2 separate regions of the Homo sapiens genome follow, and region 1 is linked to region 2. The links are chromatin contacts, found by Hi-C in ENCODE. All regions are on one chromosome and are shown on one strand. Each heading gives the region's core, a stretch centred on a gene start or an enhancer-like site at or near the end of the contact. The rest is flanking DNA. Distances are from core to core; before and after follow the strand shown.

Region 1 (6,244 bases), core at 1,992-4,491, 440 kb before region 2:
TGGCCAGGCTGGTCTCGAACTCCCGACCTCAGGTGATCCACCTACCTCAGCCTCCCTAAGTGCTAGGATTACAGGCATGAGCCACTGCATCCAGCCAAGTCCCCATCTTTCTTACTCTTGGTTATAAGGGGGTGCTCTGGCAGCATCTACATCACACCAACTTACTTTTCAGGCCATAGGCCTGGCAGTTTCCTTCTCAAGCAGGAGAGGGAAACCAGAGGCAACGCTGACAAGCCACTTCCCAGCACCCAGAGCCAACATGGGCTACACTGTTTTGTTTTTTTTTGGTTTGTTTTTTTTTTTGCGGAAGGGTCTCATTCTGTTGCCCAGGCTGGAGTGCAGTGCAGCAATCTCGGATCACTGCCACCTCCGCCTCCCAGGTTCAAGCAATTCTCCTGCCTCAGCTTCCCGAGTAGCTGGAATTATGGCCGTGCGCCACCAGGACCAGCCAACTTTTGTATTTTTAGTAGAGATGGGGTTTCGCCATGTTAGCCAGGCTGGTCTTGAACTCCTGACCTCAGGTGATTCTCCCGCCTCCTCGGCCTCCCAAAGTGCTGGGATTACAGGCATAAGCCACCATGTCTGGCCAAAACATGGGCTACTCTTATTCGTTTTTCCTTTTAATGAAAAGCACTCGCTGGGTGCAGTGGCTTAAGCCTGTAATCCCAGCACTTTGGGAGGCCAAGGAGGGCAGATCACCTAAGGTCAGGAGTTTGTGACCAGCCAGGCTAACATGGTGAAACCCTGTCTCTACTAAAAATAGAAAAATTGCCGGGTGTGGTGGCTCATGCTTGTAATCCCAGCACTTTGGGAGGCCGAGGCAGGCGGACCACGAGGTCAGGAGTTCGAGACCAGCCTGGCCAACATATTGAAACCCCATCTCTACTAAAAATACAAAAATTAGGCTGGGTGCGGTGGCTCACGCCTGTAATCCCAGCACTTTGGGAGGCCGAGGTGGGCAGATCACGAGGTCAGGAGATTGAGACCATCCTGGCTAACACAGTGAAACCCCGTCTCTACTAAAAAATACAAAAAATTAGCTGGGCATGGTGGCGGGGGCCTGTAGCCCCAGCTACTGGGGAGGCCGAGGGAGGAGAATGGCGTGAACCCAGGAGGCACAGCTTGCAGTGAGCTGATCGCACCACTGCACTCCAGCCTGGGCCACAGAGCAAGACTCCATTTCAAAAAAAAAAAAAAAAAAAAAGCCAGGCATGGTGGTGGTGCATGCCTGTAATCCCAGCTACTGGGGAATCTGAGGCAGGAGAATTGCTTGAACCTGGGAGACGGAGGTTGCAGTGAGCTGAGATCGCACCATTGCACTCCAGCCTGGGCAATAAGAGTAAAACTCCATTTCAAAAAATACAAAATACGAAAATTAGCCAGGCCTGGTGGCACGTGCCTGTAGTGCCAGCTACTCAGGAGGCTGAGGCAGGAGAATCGTTTGAGCCTGGAAGCGGAGGTGGCAGTGAGCCGAGATCGCATCACTGCACTCCAGCCTGGGCGACAGAATGAGATTCTGTCTCCAAAAAAGAAAGAAAGAAAGAAAGAAAGCAAAAGCACTTGTCAGACGAGAGCTCTGACTCTGACTCCATGGATCATGTGCACCAGAGGCCCAGGCAGCCCCTGAAAGAGAGGGAGGTGCCCTACAGAGCACTTAGCTTTGCGGTCACCGGAGCCTGCCCTCACCAGCCAGGTGACACCAAGTGTTACTAGACCTCTCTGAATACCACCCAAAAGCTGAGAAACAGAGGCCTCTCAGAATTCGCATTACACATGGAATCAGAATTCTGGGCAGCGTGAGGTCATTCTTCACTCACTGTTCAATTCCAATCTCTACCAGGTGTTTGCTGAAGAAAACAAACTGGTTTGAGTGTGTCTCACGAGTCTGTTTCCAACAAGCTTTCCAGAACCCACATAGGAAGCCGAAATGCCCTGGCTGACAGTCTCTTCATCAACATATCCAAAGACAGTATTCAAATTCCCTGATGTGGTAGAGTGTCTGTTCATGTCCCCCTCCCACAATGGCTGAGTCCCAGACCTGGACAGTGACCTCACCACCACCCGTGGTGCGCCCTGGCCCTATTTCAACCCTACTTCCTATGGTGTTCTCATAGCACCGTGGAGAATTAAAGAGGCCACTAAGTAAGGGCACTCTAAATAAACAAAGCACTATAACGGATCTTAACCAGCAGTGGACACACAGCTTCTATAACTAGTCTCCCACTGGGGAGCCTCATTAAGTTAGCAGCTGGGATCCCAACAAGCCCAGGGTGAAAAGTTCTGCAGGGGATGACTGCCAGTTCAGATCCACTCTCACTGTGGCTCTATTTCCACCGTTTCCCTGGATTTCCATTCACAGAGCTCCCTGACATAGGACACTAGAAGGGCAAACGCAGTGTCACCTGCCACTATTACTCAATTACTTGATGACCACGGTGATAATCTGGCACTAAACTGGCTGTGGCCAAAGGCTAGAGAGCCAGAACCTACTTCCAGCAAGCTCCTCCTTGCCCTGTGTCCCCACTTGAAGAGACTGCTAGTGACCACACCTTGGACTTCAATCCACAAGCCAATCCATTCTTTCCAGGAGACAAGGACGCGACTGACAGTACTCTCAACTGGAGAGAAGCGCGGTCTTCCACCCTCCCTGGAGGACACGGTGCTACCCTATTAGCGCATCAGAGGACCCTCCTGAACGCCAAACTGGGAGAAGAGGATGACACACACCCTCTCCTCCAAACAGAGCGAAGACAAAACCTGGGAGAAGGGAAGGCAAACAGTCCCGTTTCATGGCAACATCAAATGAGATCACAGTCCTCATCCCCATAGACTTGGTTAATGGGCGTGCCCCCAACCTATCTTCAAATCTCAGGGTCTCGGCGACGCCCTGGACTCTGGCCCTAAACCCTCCCCCATTACTCGTCCACCTGGGACCAACGAAAACTCGGACATGCCCCTCCGCCAACCCCTCAGACCCCCGCCTACCTGCTCCCCAAATCGAGGCCCGCGGGACACCTGGACTCGGCAGCCGGGGTCCCGCTCTGGGTCCCAGCCCCGCCCCTGACTGCGCTGGGTAGGTGGTCGCTGCGGGACCCGGACCGGCGGAATCACACCCAGAGCCCCCAAGCCCACGGCAGGGATGTCACCCGGGGTGGCGAGGCTCTCAAGCCCGGGTTCAGGCTCTCAGGGGAGCTGGCAGAACCAGGAGCGACCACACTCACTCGCGGTCCCGCAGCCCCGCCGACACCCAGGCGCGTGACTCCCTGAGCCGTACCACCACCCAACACTGCGGTGGGGGTGCGGGAGCCGTCCGAGCGCGTCCTGCACCGCGAGGAGAGCCGGGCCTCCCTAGCTCTCGCAAGCCCAGGAACACAGTCCGAGTCCTACAACTCCGAGGTCTGACTGGGAAGCAGGGGCCGCTGCCCGACAATTACCCTTTTCCACCGCCCCTATTCCGGTGCCCCCCTCTGGGAAGTTCCGAATGGTTCAGACCGCACCAGCTGGGGATGCTGGGGGAAACCATTTCATTAAGCGCGGGAGTATGCTGAAACTTAAAAATCATTTTAAAAAGAGATTTGAGGGTAAATATAGCCAACCTAAGGCTTCCTGTCCACATAAAAGAGAAAAATAAAGAAAAAACGTTATAAGAGGTTGGCAGGCTTTTTTTTTTTGCTTCACCAATGGTTTTTATTAAATTGCTGATGGAACCCGTCCTCTCCCTACATTGAGAGTATGGAAGGTGCGGGAGACGGCCGTCACGTGACGCGGAGAAGGCGCGGCGCCCGTGGGAGGTTGGTTGCAGAACTCGGAACCGCTGTGCGCGCGCATGTGTGGGATTCGGTCTTCCTCCCTCAGTGGGTCTTTTTTAAAAATGTGAAAATCAGTTTTTGAATAATATTCTTTTTTTGAGACAGAGTTTCGCTTTCGCTCTTGTTGCCCAGGCTGGAGTCCAGTGGCGCGACCTCGCCTTACTGCAACCTCCGCTTCCCGGGTTCAAGCGATTCTCCTGCCTCAGCCTCCCGAGTAGCTGGGGACTACAGGCGTCCGCCACCACGCCTGGCTAATTTTTTGTATTTTTGCAGAGACGGGTTTTCACCCTTTTGGCCAGGCTGGTCTTGAACTCCTAACCTCAGGTGATCCACCAGCCTCGGCCTCCCAAAGTGCTGGGATTACAGGCGTGAGCCACCGCGCCCGGCCTGAATAATATTTTTTAAAACTAGAGCGCCCATTACTAAATTTAGCTACTTAGAAGTTAATTGTAAAGCCATTAGTTTGTGATGTAGTGTGGGTCCTTCCAGTGAAGACCGGAGAGAGATGGGAATCAGAGCCTGACCCGCCTGTGCGCGCTGCCCCCTGAGGTGTGGCTGCCCCCTGAGGTGTGGCCGCCCCGGAGCCTTCCGCCGCGGCCGAGGCTATGGTTGCCGCAGAGTCTCCAGAATGTGCTCACCAGGAATAGAATAGAAAAGTGGGTGGTTGTGTTTTTGAAATCAGAAGTCACTTATTTTTTTCTCTTTAAATTTCCATGTTCTGGTCGGGCGCGGTGGCTCACGCCTATAATATCCCAACACTTTGGGAGGCCGAGGTGGGCGGATTACGAGGTAAAGAGATGGAGACCATCCTGGCCAACAGGTGAAACCCCCTCTCTACTAAGAATACAAAAAAAATTAGCTGGGCGTGGTGGCACACGCCTGTAGTCCCAGCTACTCTGGTGGCTGAGGCAGGAGAATTGCTTAAACCCGGGAGGCAGAGGTTGCAGTGAGCTGAGATCGTGCCACTGCACTCCAGCCTGGCACAGAGCGAGACTCCATCTAAAAAAAAAAAAAAAAATCCATGGTCTGTTGAAAACGGGACACGAGAAAAGAACGAAAGTGCAGCTTGTGTTTTCTGCCGTCTTATAGTGGCTTGGTAAAGATTAAGGAATATGGGGTGGCGTTACGAGGTTAGGCATTGCCTTTATGTGTTTAATTATTCTTATCAAGCGAATTCCTCTTGCTGTTGGACAGCGCAAACTTAATTTCTGAGGAGGTAGTAAGTTACAGGGTGATTTTATTTTATTTTATTTTAGAGACGGAGTCTTGCTATGTCTCCCAGGCTGGAGTGCAGTGGCGCGATCTCGGCTCACTGCTACCTCCACCTCCCGGGTTCAAGTTCTTGAAACTAATGTTTGTTAATGAGATTTTTAAGTCAAGAACAAGGTTTTTTTCACCTTGTAACTTTAATTCCAGGAATTACCTTTTTCAGTTTGTTAGTGGAGTTCACCACCTTGCTCAGATTATCCTTATTTCCATGGTGATAGGCTAATGGCGGAAGGTTATTCAACTAGTGTATTTTCAGTAAAAGTCAATGTGCATTTACCACACCTGGGCTCAATTTAGGCCATTAACATCTTTCCCAACACCACTGGCTTCAGCCACCTACCTCTTTTGGAGGTACTTTCTTAAATAAACCTATAAATCTTTAAAAAAAAAATTAACAACTGCCAAATCTTTGCCTCAGTGAATTGTACCAAAGGTTATTTAAATTGGGCTCTCATGGGGTATAAAAACTTTCAAGGTCATGCAACAAAAGGGACATCTTAGAAGTCGGAAAATGTGCCCATTCTCATGGGAAAGATAATTGAAACTCAGCAGTAATGTTCAGAAAGCACAGATACCAATAATGTTCAACAATTCACAACCAAATGAAATGCAATGCTAATCTCAAAGCTTCTATCCCATAATGGAAATTGTATGAAATGATTCCAGAAGCTCTGGATATGTTACTGCCTGGCATGCATACAATCCAGAATGTGTTTTTTCCACCACTGAAACAGGCTCAATCAGAATTAAGATTTTTTTCCACCACTGAAATAGGCTCAATCAGAATTAAGGTTTTTTGATGCTTTTCTGCCTTCTTACTACTGCTAAACCAAGAGGCTTCATTATAGCTGAGTATCCAAACTGATCAATCACTTCCAAGGCATCAGTTGCCAGGACCATAGAGCCAAGTGGCAGGGAAAAGTCACATCTTATTCAGAAATTTGTTTTAGAGTTTTTTATATGTACCCTTAGCCACAGGGGCTCTGATGTAGCTGTAGGATACAGCTGGGCTTTATCTTTCAGTCAAACCACATGTCAATGACTCTTAGTTTCCAGTTTCAGGAAGAAGGGGTGTATTTCATTTGTAAGCATTTCAATTTAATATTTTTAATCACATCTCATATTTTCAAGTTACTATAATTGATTCCCTGTTATAAAAATAATGA
Region 2 (6,636 bases), core at 3,703-6,202:
GGGGTGTGCTGAGGGGTTGGTCAGCCAGGTGATTTAAATGCGGGTATAGAACAATAGGTAGTGGTGGGGCCCCGAAGAACTTAGATTCCTTAAAGATATTTATTTTCTTTCTCTTTCTCTTTCTCTTTCTTTCCTTTCTTTTCTTGCTTTTCTCTCTCTTATTTTTTTTTTTTGAGATGGGGTCTCACTCTGTCCCCCAGGCTGGAGTGCAGTAGCACTGTCATGGCTCACTGCAGCCTCGACCTCCCTGGCTCAAGCGATTCTCCCACCTCAGCCTTCCAAGTAGCTGGGACTACAGATATGCACCACTATACCTGGCTAATTAAAAACAAAACAAAACAAAACAAAACTTTTTTTTTTGTAGCGATGAGTCTCACTATGTTGCCCAGGCTAGCCTTGAACTCTGGGCTCAAGTGATCCTCCCGCCTTGGCCTCCCAAAGTGCTGGAATTACAGGCATGAGCCACTGCACCTGGCAACGTATGTCAACTTCAAAATTTTCACTTTTTGCTCTGCTTTCCAATCAAAACAAACCTAGCAGCCTGAGTTCGGCCTTTGAGCTGCAAGTTTGAGACTCTGCCCCAACACTGACTTTATTGAGCCTCTGCATTGCATAGCGTGCACACCCCTGCTCACCCTTCTACCTGTGTGCAACTAAGGATGACAAGCAGGGTCAGCAGCAGAAGTGTCTTGGGGCTAGCTCTGCTGACAGTGATCCCTGATCAGTTCCTAGTTCTCTTCTGAGAAGACTGAGCCCTCTCAACCAGCATCATTCAGAGCAGTCTCAGGATGGTTAGGCCTATGGCTGTCCTCCTCTGGAAGGGCCCTCGTTTGTTCAGAAGCCTCCCTGGTTAAAGCAGGCAGAGGAAAATCACTCTTGAAAGCTCAACTCACTAATCACCTCCTCCAGGAAGCCTTCCCTGAATTCCTTGACAGGACTAGGTCATTACTCTGCATGCCTGGGCACCACAGCACTCTTCATGGGTAACTTTCACATTGCAACCCAGGGTCTAACCCAGTGTCTGACCCACAGTGGGCTCTCCATGCATGAAATGGGTGACTAAACTCACCTGCTGTGTGACTTTGGATCAGTGACTTCACCTCTCTGAGCCTTGATTTTCTTATCTGTAAAATGAGTTGAGGCAAGACAGCATTCAGAGGGTCCTTGCAGATGTGATTAAATAAATTAAGAGTCTTCTTGAGATGGAGGGATTAGCCTGGATTATCCAGGTGGACCGGAATGGAATCACAAGGGTCCTCATGAGCAGAGGCAGGAAGGTCAAGGGAGGAAGTAGAAGCTGGGACAATGGAAGCAATTGTTTTCTTGCCTGTTCTAGCTTCTGGAGGTCACCAAGGGGTCACAAGCTGAGAAACACAGGCAACCTCCAGAAATTGGAAAAGGCAAGGAAGAGATTCTCTCCTGGAGGCACCAGGAGAGCTAGCCCAGCCCACACCTTGGCTTTAGCCCAGTGAAACTGATTTTGGAGTTCTGACCTCCAGAACTGTAAAGAATAAATCTGTCTAGGCTGGGCAACATGGTGAAACCCACTCTCCACAAAAAATACAAAAATTAGCTAGGCTTGGTGGTGTGGTATGTGCCTGTGGTCTCAGCTACTTGGAAGGCAGAGGCACGAGAATCACTTGAACCCGAGAGGCAGAGGTTACAGTGAGCCAAGATTGCGCCACTGCACTCAAGCCTGGGCAACAGAGCAAGACTCTGTCATAAATAAATAAATAAATAAATAAATAAATTAATTAATTAATTAATTTGTGTTATTTTAAGCCACTTGTGGAATTTGTTACAACATCCCTAGGCACCTGGCACACAGTAGGTACTCAAAAGTGGCAGTTCTGGTCAGGCGTGGTGGCTCACACTTGTAATTCCAGCACTTTGGGAGGCCAAGGCAGGAGGATCACTTGAGCCCAGAATTCAAGACCAGCCTGGGCAACATAGCAAGATGCCATCTCTATAAAAAATAAATTGGCTAGGCATAGTGGTGTATGCCTGTGGTCCCAGTTACTCAGGGGGCTGAGGTGGGAGAACTGCTTGAGTTCAGGAGTTTGAGGCTGCAGTCAGCTATGATCACACCATTGCACTCCAGCCTGGGCAACAGAGTGAGACTCTGTCTTACACACACATATACACACATTCACACTCACACACAAAAGCAGTTGTTAGTACCTTGACCGCACACCCTCTTCCATCTGCCTGCATATTCCTTCCTCCTCTCACTCTCTGGGACACCCATCCCCTTTGCAACCCAGGGCTCCCTTCCTGCCCATCCTCTGAGGTCTGCCTCAATCGCCACCTCCTCCAACCCTTCGCTGAACTGACATCCAGAAATGCTAATCCCTTGAACAAATGTGCTTCCTTGAGTGGTGCCTGAGCTATGGCTCCCAAAGAGGCCAGGCTTGTGATCCTCTTTGTACCCCCAGCCCTGCCTACAGGGTCCAGTGGCCCCAGTCATGTAAACTTGATACCAAGGAATTTTCAAAACAAAAAATACCTAATTCCAAGGCCAGAAAATTGACTCTCCTTGGGGTTCCAGCTGGTCTCCCACCCTCTCCAGGTGGAGAAGCTAGTCTTGGGGACCCTTGTGTGGGAACCAGAAATCTCCCAGCAAGACCTCCTTGTCTTGCCTCCCACTGGGGTCCCTAGAACCAGCCTTCCCTTAGGCTCCACTCAGGAGCAGGTTAAGGTAAGGCAGGGAGGGCAGGAGACCAGCTCGGGGTGGAGATTGGGAGCCCTGGATGGATGATAGGGACTGTTCCCATTAATCTAGCATCTTAAAGCAGTAATAGCACTTACTGCATGCCAGGCTGTGAGCTAAATGCTTTCCACACGTACCTCATTCAATCCTCTCAACAGACCCATGAGGTAGGTACTATTATCCCCATTCTACAGATGAGGAAACGGAGGCTCAGCAAGTTAAGTAGTTTGCCCAAAGCCACCCAGCTGGGCATAGAGGAGCCACGTTTAGAAACCAGATTTGCCAGGCGCGGTAGCTCATGTCTGAAATCTCAGCACTTTGGGAGTCCGAGGCAGGTGGATCACCTGAGGTCAGGAGTTCAAGATCAGCTTGACCAACATGGAGAAACCCTGTCTCTACTAAAAATACAAAATTAGGTGGGTGTGGCGGTGCATGTCTGTAATCCCAGCTACTCGGGAGGCTGAGGCAGGAGAATTGCTTGAATCTGGGAGGCAGAGGTTGTGGTGAGCCAAGATCGCACCATTGCACTCCAGGCAGGGCAACAGGGGCAAAACTCCGTCTCAAAAAAAAAATACATAAATAAATAAATAAAAATAAACCAGATCTGTCATCCAGAAACCGCACTTAAAACAAGCTTAAAACAACACAGTTCGCACTGGGATCCAGCTCTGTCTTGCTCTTGACATTCACCCTGGGAGACGGGTAGCCAAGTCCAGTAGGAAGGACTGTGGGGACCTGTGTTGATTCTGTCCTGTAGCTTGAGAACCTGGACAGGGGACTTCACCACTCTGCGCCTGTTTCCTCATCCACAAAATGTGATGAGCCGACCTCACAGAGGGGGCACCAGGATCTAATGAGACCATGCACAGAAGGGGCACAGCAGGCCTGGGACAGAGTGAGGGCCCCCCATCTATCACAATACCTTATTTTGCAGATGCAGGATTCACTTGTCCCAGGTCACCCACAAGCTCTGATGCCTTGACCAGCTCCCCTCTGCCCTACCAAAGGACAAATGAGGGAGGCTTCGATGGGGCTGTTAATGGGGTCATATCCCACAGACCCTAGAGCCTGGGTGGGGCTGAGAGGCTTCCCAAGCAGGTGGCAGTGAGCTCCCACCTGAGCTATGGCAAGTAGAGACCTAGGCATGAAATTGCTCCGAGGTCTGTACCTTAAGTTTCATGCAAGGACTCTCTCATTCAACATGCCTCTGTTTAAAGTCTGCCAGTGGCTACCTTCCTTGCACTAGAATTGCAAACAAATTCCTCACTGAGCTCTCTGCAGCCCTGCAGGCTCTGGCCCTCCCGATATGGCTCTGACTTCAATGTGCCCATTACTTGTCCCCTTGCTGACGGCCTCCTCACAATTCCACTTACTCACCAAGTTCTCTCCTGCCTCAGGACCTTTGCACTTGATGTTCTTTCTGCCAATGATGCTCTTCCCAGGAGGGCAGGCCCCTGTAGTCCCAGCTACTCAGAAGGCTGAGGTGGGAGGACTGTTTGAGGCCAGGAATTCAAGTTCGGCCTGGGCAACACAGCAAGACCCTGCCTCTAAAAGAACAAAATGCTCTTCCCAGACTCTACCCATGGCGGTTCCTCTTGCTATTTAGATCTTTGCACAGACAGGCCTCCTTCTCTCTCCCCCAGCCAAGGAGCCCTAGCCGTCACTTCACCTGCTAATTTTCGTCCTAGCACTTACTGCTCTAAAATTATCTTCGTCATGTATCTAAGCATTTGTTTGCTGTCTGTCTCTTCCCACCAGGATGCCAGCTCCACGACAGCAGGGACCGCATTGTCTCTGCTGATTCCTCAAGACTCAGCAAGGTGCCAGGTGCCCAGTAAATGAAGTTTACATGAAGCCAATGGAGTTTTGAAATCGAAAATGTTTCTCAAACTGCAAAGAAGTGGGCACAGGTGAGGGCTAATGGTGGGGTGAGGGTGGGGGCCTGGCCTGACGCTGGAAGCTCCTGTACGCAGGGCGCTAGTGTCCTCCCAGGCCGCACCGGGATCCCACCGCAGAGGCCCCCTCCCGCAGGCCGGCCAGCGGGCGGGGGGCGCGCAGTGGGGCGCGCGGACCGCCAGGGGGTGCTGTCGGGGCGCGCACGGCCCACCTGGCGCCCGGGGCCGCGAGCGAGCGCAGCCAGGCCGCCCGGGAACTTTTTTCCTCGCGCTCTTGCTCTCCTTCTCCCCCCGCGCGTCGCCCGCCCGCCCGTCCGCTCGTCCGCTCTTCCTGTGCGGAGGGGATCGCATTCCTCGCGGCACCCGCGGACACCAGGCAGGCCCGGCCGGGTGCGCGGCCAAGGCCCGCTCCCCGCGTCCCCGGGCGCCGCCCCCGCCCGCGGCTGGGCTCCGAGAGACGAGTGGGAGAGCGAGTGCAGCGAGGGCGAGAGGCGAGCCGAGCAGGCCGCCCTGCCCGCGGCCCTAGCGCCGGCGCGAGGAGGGGGCGCCGCGGCCCACCCTCCTTCCTGCCTGGCCGCGGGCCGGCCGGGCCGCCGCGCCCCGACCCCCATGGCCACCCAGGCCTCCGGGCCGCGAAGTCGCAGCGCCAGACCCAAGGCCCCCGAGTGAGCGCGGGCGCCGAGGTGAGCAGCGAGCGCCGGGGCGCGGGGGGCGCAGTGTATCCTGCCCCGGGGCGGGGGCGGCGCGAGGCGTCGGGATCCTAGGCCGGGTGATGAGCCGAGGCGGGTTCGGACGCCGAGCGCGCGCGCTGGGTGGAGATGTGGGGTCCGCGGGGTCCTTGCTTTGTGTGGTGTGGGGGGTGCGCGAGGTCACCGGATGGACGTCTGGGGAGCTGCAGGGTGGGGGCGCCCTGCGCCGCGGCTGAGGGTCTTCTGGGGGATGTGCGGCCAGCTGAGGTCGGGTGGGGGCATGGGGGCGCGAGGGGCGAGTGTGGCAAGGGATCTGCTTGCGCCGAGGCGCGGAGTCTTTGCGGAGCGTGGGGTGGGGACGTGGGGTGCATTCGCGGGGCGCCGGGGGCGGAGGTGAGCTTTGTGAGTGCGTCCGAGGTGGGGGACGGGGAGCTGACTTCCCCATGCGTGACCCGGGCCCGGCGTGGCCATCGCTTGGGAGTCAGGGCCGGCGAAGGCCGTGCGTGGCGAGATGGGTGCTCGGGCTCTCTGCGGTGTCCCTACCCGGGCAGCGGCCCCGGGGCCTGTGCGCAGGCCCCGAGGCCGGGCAGGAAGCGGCCCCCGCGACCTGGGGAGCTCTGTAGCGGCCAGGCCCGGGAGGCACGGGCCCTTCGGGGATGACGTCACGGGCGGGGGCCCCGGACACGCGAGCCTTGCGCCCCACAGACGGCGGCGCAGCCCGCCGCCCTTTTCGAGGCCGGCCCCCCCTCTCACGCGCCTTGAAGGCAGGGAACCCGGGAGGAGGACATGGGGGCCGAGTGCGGCGGGGACAAGGGGTGGCAGGACGCGAGGGTGACATTTGGAGCCTGGTCGCGCCAGGGGCCTCCGTGGTGGGGCGGAGGGGAAGCGAAACACCAGCCAGGCCCTAGGCCGTCGCGGCCCCAGCTTCCTGGGGCGCCCGTTTTCCCGGCTAGCAGTTTTCTTTCTTGGGGCTCTTGGTCGTTATCCAGTCCACGCAGGGGCCGGAGTGCGGGCTGCCGCGGTGCTCTCCTGCGCGGAGCCCGGGCTGGCGGGGGCGCGGCGGGCCTCGGGCTCTGAATGGATGGGAGCGAGTGTAACAATGCGCCGGTGGGGGCTGGGGGAGGGGAGGCCGCGCGCCTGAATGGCGGAGCCGGCCGGGCGCTGCTCCGCGCGCCGCACACTCTCCCGCGCCGCCTTCCCCGCGGTTTCGGCGGGCCCGGATTCAGGGACCCACTCGGGATCTGCACGGTTCCTCCCACCAATACTGTCCCCCGCCCCCCTTTTATGTCTTTCCAATGCAGTAGTGTGTTGAGAATTCAAGGGCATTACATCTGGTTGCAAT

Evidence for each region. Hi-C counts contacts between places; a loop is a spot of excess contacts on that map. Pooled maps may share reads with other maps.
Region 1: a map with no recorded cell type shows a loop between it and region 2 (4-fold over the local background). The contact joins the promoter of FLCN here to the promoter of RAI1 in region 2. A Hi-C loop is called at or near these places in 1 of 37 single-sample maps with no recorded cell type and 5 of 50 pooled maps.

Annotation. Positions count from the first base shown.
Region 1 is chr17:17,233,927-17,240,170 of GRCh38, forward strand. It overlaps FLCN (folliculin), which reads right to left and starts at 3,242. Exons shown (of 14, transcript NM_144997.7): 1 at 2,986-3,242. RefSeq lists an enhancer at 3,459-3,568 and a silencer at 4,003-4,188.
Region 2 is chr17:17,676,506-17,683,141 of GRCh38, forward strand. RAI1 (retinoic acid induced 1) reads left to right here and starts at 4,953. Exons shown (of 6, transcript NM_030665.4): 1 at 4,953-5,288. It overlaps SMCR2 (Smith-Magenis syndrome chromosome region, candidate 2), which reads right to left and starts at 1,183. Exons shown (of 4, transcript NR_131243.2): 1 at 1,070-1,183. RefSeq lists silencers at 4,674-5,183, 5,214-5,353, 5,414-5,493, 5,505-5,677, 5,664-6,613 and an enhancer at 4,994-5,595.